Linked DNA regions of Homo sapiens: region 1 is linked to region 2. Evidence: chromatin loops called from intact Hi-C (ENCODE). Cell type or tissue: left ventricle myocardium inferior. All regions are shown on one strand. Each heading gives the region's core, and the rest is flanking DNA. Links, peaks and the distances in the headings are about the cores only. Region 1 overlaps HIVEP2 (HIVEP zinc finger 2). Region 2 overlaps HIVEP2 (HIVEP zinc finger 2).

What was found. Peaks named below come from ENCODE experiments on the same cell type or tissue, not always from the same donor. Only the 100,000 strongest peaks of a DNase experiment are listed, where the experiment ranks them.
Region 1: it touches region 2 in a loop (2.3-fold over the local background); 71 of 110 quality-filtered maps call a loop at or near these places.

Annotation. Positions count from the first base shown.
Region 1 is chr6:142,941,194-142,944,124 of GRCh38, forward strand. The region is part of intron 1 of HIVEP2 (HIVEP zinc finger 2); the gene reads right to left. Among named protein-coding and RNA genes, the nearest start is that of HIVEP2, 2.5 kb to the right of the region's middle. In left ventricle myocardium inferior, for the core only: a CTCF peak has its summit at 1,800; no DNase peak of the experiment used is centred there; H3K4me3 peaks cover 350 bases; H3K27ac peaks cover 890 bases.
Region 2 is chr6:142,893,541-142,896,471 of GRCh38, forward strand. The region is part of intron 1 of HIVEP2 (HIVEP zinc finger 2); the gene reads right to left. Among named protein-coding and RNA genes, the nearest start is that of HIVEP2, 50 kb to the right of the region's middle. In left ventricle myocardium inferior, for the core only: no CTCF peak of the experiment used is centred there; no DNase peak of the experiment used is centred there.

The DNA of each region.
Region 1 (2,931 bases), core at 240-2,739, 48 kb after region 2:
AATGTCGATATTCACGGTCCATCTCAGAGAAGCCAAAGATTGCACAGACTAAGAAACCTGTGTTATCCTCTTTCCCACGACGATTTTGGAGTTGTGACACAATAATAAAATGCTAAAATGTTTTCCCAAATTAGTTAGTGGCATCTCATAGCTACAAATACTGGCTTACTCAACCTCTTTTTCATAAGCATTGCCATAAATATCATACAGAAAGCAATGCTTTTGATTGTGACCAAATACCAGGAACAAAGAGAAAATACTACTTCTCATACAATTACTTTAAAATAAACATGATCTTATTTTCATAAAGTTTTCCTATTTCCCTTTAATCCTCTGTGTTCATCCCAAACACTGTAAATCCTACAGGTTTCACAGTACAGCCCTCACTTGAATATTCACTAAAGTTTAGCTCCATACTAATAAAGGATCTGCCTGTATGGTTAAAGCAAATCCATACACTCTGGATGGGTTTGAAGTTCCTTATGAAACCTTAATTTCATTAAGTTGAGTTAGCAAACTTCCTCTGCTCCTTTTTATAATATCACTTTAAAAGTTGTAACAGTTAAATACCAAGTTTTAGCCAAAAATATGAATTCATGATGAATTCACATATAAATCCATGAACTGGAAGCATATCATTGAAATTTTCAGGTAGATATTTAAACTGTGAACCGTTTCTCCACCTACAGAACTAATGTATAGACCAACAGAGAGTTCCGCTGATGCTGATCACATACCAAAATATGAAAACGGTGTTTATTTTTAACAAATAGGAGATGAGCAGCCTGTCTGATCCACAGCCATATATCCGATTGACCTTAGCCACTTTTCCCTTCTGATAATAATTACATGTCAGTTATTAAATTACTTTACATCCTCATGGATTATAGTTTCACTCATGCCAACTAACATTTTCTATCATTCTTTAAAATTACTTTTCCTATGTGAAGCTTTCAAATTGACTTTAGCTAATTACTGATAATAATTTAAAAACTGAAACCCAACCCAAATAGTGTACTTGTTATAATTCAAAAGCTGAAACCCAATACAGTGTACAACACAGAGTTATTTGTTATTGCTGCTGTTAAAATGAGCCCTGCTTTGAAAAAAAAAAATGGCAAATTCTGGAATAAGATTTTTCATTTTAAATTAAATCAGCATAAAAGAGTCAAACAGATCTTCTGAATAGTGACAAAGTGCCAAAAGTTCAAGCAGACACATGCACCATTACTCCACAAGGAACGTCTCCCTATATACTGTCCTCTGTTTTGTTTTCATGGTAACAAGAACATTCACAAACACATCTCATGCAAAGGAGCCTGATCAATCAAAATATTCTGCTGCTTAATCTTTCAATGTAATCAAAGAGAATTATTTTCCTATGTGATAATATACACATAGTAAATTTTTCACATTCCATGTTAAATAGGAATATAGAAATGTTTTATGTACTTTAGTGGTATTTTACCAAACACCTCTACAAGGATCTAACCAGTTAAAAATCAGTTAGATCTTACATTTGTAAGATCATTAATATACCACCATTCCCAAAATTGTCCCCGAATCAGTCACACATCAATTTACTCTTGAATACCCTTGTATAAATATAAGCCATCTCTAATAAAGTTAGCCACATAAAATACAGTCACTGTAACAAAAATACAGATGCAAATAAGCAAATTTTGTTTTATACCCGACCTATGCTCGACGCAAGAAATTGTCTCAATGTTCAAAAGATTCATCATTGTAATACATTTCTGTATATAAGAAATATACTGCATATTTCAAACCTAGTGGTCAAAGGGATTATGACACTTGAAACAAACACACTATCATTAAGTAAATACTGGTAAATCCCTTTCAGCTCACAATGCAAATGTACAGTTGTCATTTGGTACTATGACTCCTTAGGGTTCCACAGGGAATTTTCTCTTAATAATGAAAATGATACCCACTTTAGTCACAGAAAGGACATTTCTGTTCTGATAAACCATTTGGCCTATATCCTAAAAATCAAACCCAATCTACTCATTCCACAGTCTACTTCGTTAAAATTCTGCTTCTGGCACTCTTATAAGGTGAAAAAGCAATGAGACATTTGCTACATATGTAGCAAACATATGGGATCTATATGTGCAAATATTTAAAATAACTTGGTTTGCTCAAGGGCAAATATCACCAAATATTACTATATCACTGGAGGAAACGTTTCTAATAAAGTTAAATGGCCTTTTTCTAGGAGGACAGATCATTGCAAATTTAATTAAAATGGATCTTATTAATATTTCAAGTAATGTCTGGGCTTGATTATGCACTACAAAAGAAACAACTGTATTGAGGAGAAAAATCAATAGCCCTTGACTAGGGCTCTGGGTATGCTAGAAAAACACAGATCTCTTGTGAATTATTGAGGTCCAGCTTTAGGGTTGGGGGCGAGTACCAATATTCATTTGGAGGTAAATTGAGTTATTTTTAAAATGGCAGAAAAGGAAGGAGAAAAATCAGCTCAAATTTTCCATTATAATGAAAGTACAGGAAACAAGCCTTTCTATATTCATTTTAGGCCTAAATAACTCTGCAGAGAATAAGGGTTTTGCAATGTCAGTTGCACACACAACTTCCTGTGTGAATGCTAAGCCATTACAGGTGTCCTAAGGCCTCCAGTGAAACCTATTATCAAGAGATTCCTCTGGTCTCCTCGAAGTCATCCCCAGCGCCCCCCATCCGCCGCCCACACATTATTGCTTCTCTCCTCCAAGTGTCTTGATTAAGGACCCTCTCTCTTCTCCGCACTCCCGAGGTTAAAGTGCCCCCGTTCCCTTGGTGTAGCTAGTTACAAGCTTTCCCGTTAGGGAAGACTAGTGCCTGCAGTCCTTTTTAGTTAGATGCTTTTAAGTCAGAGATGAGAGGAGCCACTTGAAGAAACCCTCC
Region 2 (2,931 bases), core at 289-2,788:
TTACAAAGGTTTAGTATCTTGCCCAAATTACAACTAGCAAGTGACAGGACAGCGACTTTAATTTAGGTCTGACTTCAAAGCCCATACTCCTTTCTCTCAATCAAGAAATAGCCAGAGAAATGGCATGAAGAGCAGTGGGAACAACCCTCTATTCTATCCAGTTCTATTCTACAACTTGTTAACTCTGCCCTAAAGTCAGTGTGTAACCTCTTAACCTGTTTCACCTGCATTTTTCGGGGGGAGGGAAGCCTAATCTCTGCAGCATGTTATCCATCCATTATTGGTTTATAGGTAATTCTACAGAGAATGATAAAGTTCTCTGTAAACCTATTTAAAATATATTATTCTAAGGGTTCATTTCTGAGCCATGGCTCTTCAGAAATCCACAAGCCCCATATTACATAATCATGATAAAGCCACACAAATGCGTAAAAGCTTATAGTTCATAAAGCATCTTCACAAACATTCGCTCACTTAATCATCCTAACAACTGAGCAAGGTAGCTATGTGCCTGTTTCTCAGATGCTGAAACTGAGGCACAAGTTAAGTCTATTGCTTATAGTTATATAATCAATAAATAGTAGAGTTGCCATTTTAATAGCTGGGTTTTATGATGTCATATCTGTGTTCCATCCATTGTATTAAGTCCAGCTCAGGAAAAATATCAGCATCTTTCTAGTGTGATCTGCTACAATCTATAATATATCAAGGGACGATATATTATTAGCCTCTCCTTCTGTCTTTCAGGTACTATCTTTTACTTGTGTTGTAAAATATAGTTTTAATTAATTTCAACATTATTTCCTAACATAGCATAATACCTACTCAAGAAAACCATGTCAACAGGTTAACTTCCCAAAGTTTGACTGTTCAAGAGCACAGGGGCCATATCTTACTCATCATTTTATAGCCTGGAGTACCTTATGGCACTTAAAAGTAGATGATCCATAAATTAAACTGAATAAAGCTCAAGACAACTGTAACTTTATAAAATTATATGTCCCTATTTTACATAATAATTTTTAAAAACTTTAAGGTACTTTTAACAGTGAACTTGACAACAGAAGTTATGTTTCAAGATCACATTTATTGAGTGTCCAGCGTGTCTTGCAGTGCTCCAAGTGCTTTACATTTACTACTTTATTCCTGGAAAACAATTCTATGGGTAGGCACTAATTTTTTTTTATTTTACAGATGAGGAAACTAAATCAAGTTAACTTGGACAAGGGCATAGAGCTAGTTAGTGGTAGAGCAGTCATTTGAACGCAGGGTCTCCGGCATCCACAGCATGTGTTCAGAACCACTCCACTACACTGTCCCCACTGATAATATGCCAGACACTGTCCTCAGACCTTAATTCATCTTCACAACAACGCTGGGACCAGTAGAAAATCATCTTGGAAATTGAAAGTCGCCTTGATAATTCACTGGCACGAATTGGTATTCAGGAGAAAAATTAAGTAAACCAATTTAATTGTTTATAACAGTCCTGCTCCATGACCAAAAATATCACAAGTAGCACATCCATCACATTACAATTTTAAAAGTTGTTGGGAAAATAAAACTTAGAGCTACATTTTAACTTTAACACTTGAACTTTAAATTTATAGCCAGTTACCTCTTCTTGAACAGTATCTTGATATGTTTTCTGTGCAGTCTTGTACACTTCACATTGTTTTCTGTTTTGTCTTACAGTTGTGATTCTATCTAGCATCCACTGAAATTTTGGTTTTTTTTAAACAATAAAAATCTGGTAGAAATGTTTTTTTCAGGACTTAAATTTTTGTCTCTTTTCTTGCCTTCATCTTATTTTCTCATCTTTTTTTCCTTCCTGGTCAAATGATGTAGGATGGTATGTATAGCAATCTTCCAAAACTAGATGCTTAAGAGTAGGTTCCTCAAAGTTGAGTCTATGGGCAATCCACATCATTATCTCCAGGGCTGGGGCTCCAAATCTACATTTTTTCAGCAAGTTGCCAAGGTGAATTCTCTACATACTGGGATAAATCATAAGATTTTCAGTCTGCTGATTCCTGTAAGTGGTTCTTCCATTGAAGCCTTTTTCATTTAGCAGTGTGTATGTGCTAGTTTTATAAAAACATAAACTTCACTCTCTAGACTTCAGCTGAGAGTGTCACACAATATGGGGCATTTTATGTGCTAAATTTAAACCAAAGATTTTAACACACTGTATTATTTATTTCAATGTGTAGCAGCCAGGAAACACAACTAGAGAATAGAGAGTGGATCAAACCAGGCCTCCAAAGATAATGAATGGCTTAGGAAATGCACCCAACCTGTTTCATTTGAGTTTACCGAAGCAATAGATTTTTATTTTTGGTGTTTCATTTTCATATAAAACCTGACCATTTGCATCCCTCAATTAACCTTCATTATTAAAAACTACCTTATTGAACCAATTAATGGCCGATGTTAGAGAAAAACATTCAAATAAAACTTCATCAGAAGTTTTCATTTAATAGAAATTATTTAATTACTAACAATGCAAGAGATAAGCTAAAACTTAGAATGTGACCTTTTTTGAGATGTCACTTGCTGAAATGTTTGATTATTGTCCATAAAACCTGACAGGAAGTTCAGATTACTATATGTGGGTCTCTAAGAGAGGCTAATATAGTCAATTGTGTCACATCACCTACCTTCCTAATCTTCACACTTAGTGTTTGTTCTTCAACCTTATGGAGACACCCAGTTCCTCAATTCCAGCAGTTCACCATCTTCCTCCTCCTCCTGCTCTGGGTTTCTTTCACTATTGTCTCTGAATTCCACTGTGAACCACTTTGCCCTTTGTCTTGCCAGCATCCCAACTCATCTGATACCTTGTCCTTCATACCCATCCTAAAAAACACTCAATTTGGTTCACTGGTTTTTCGGTCCCTATGTAATCTAGAGGGGCTGAGAAAAAGCACC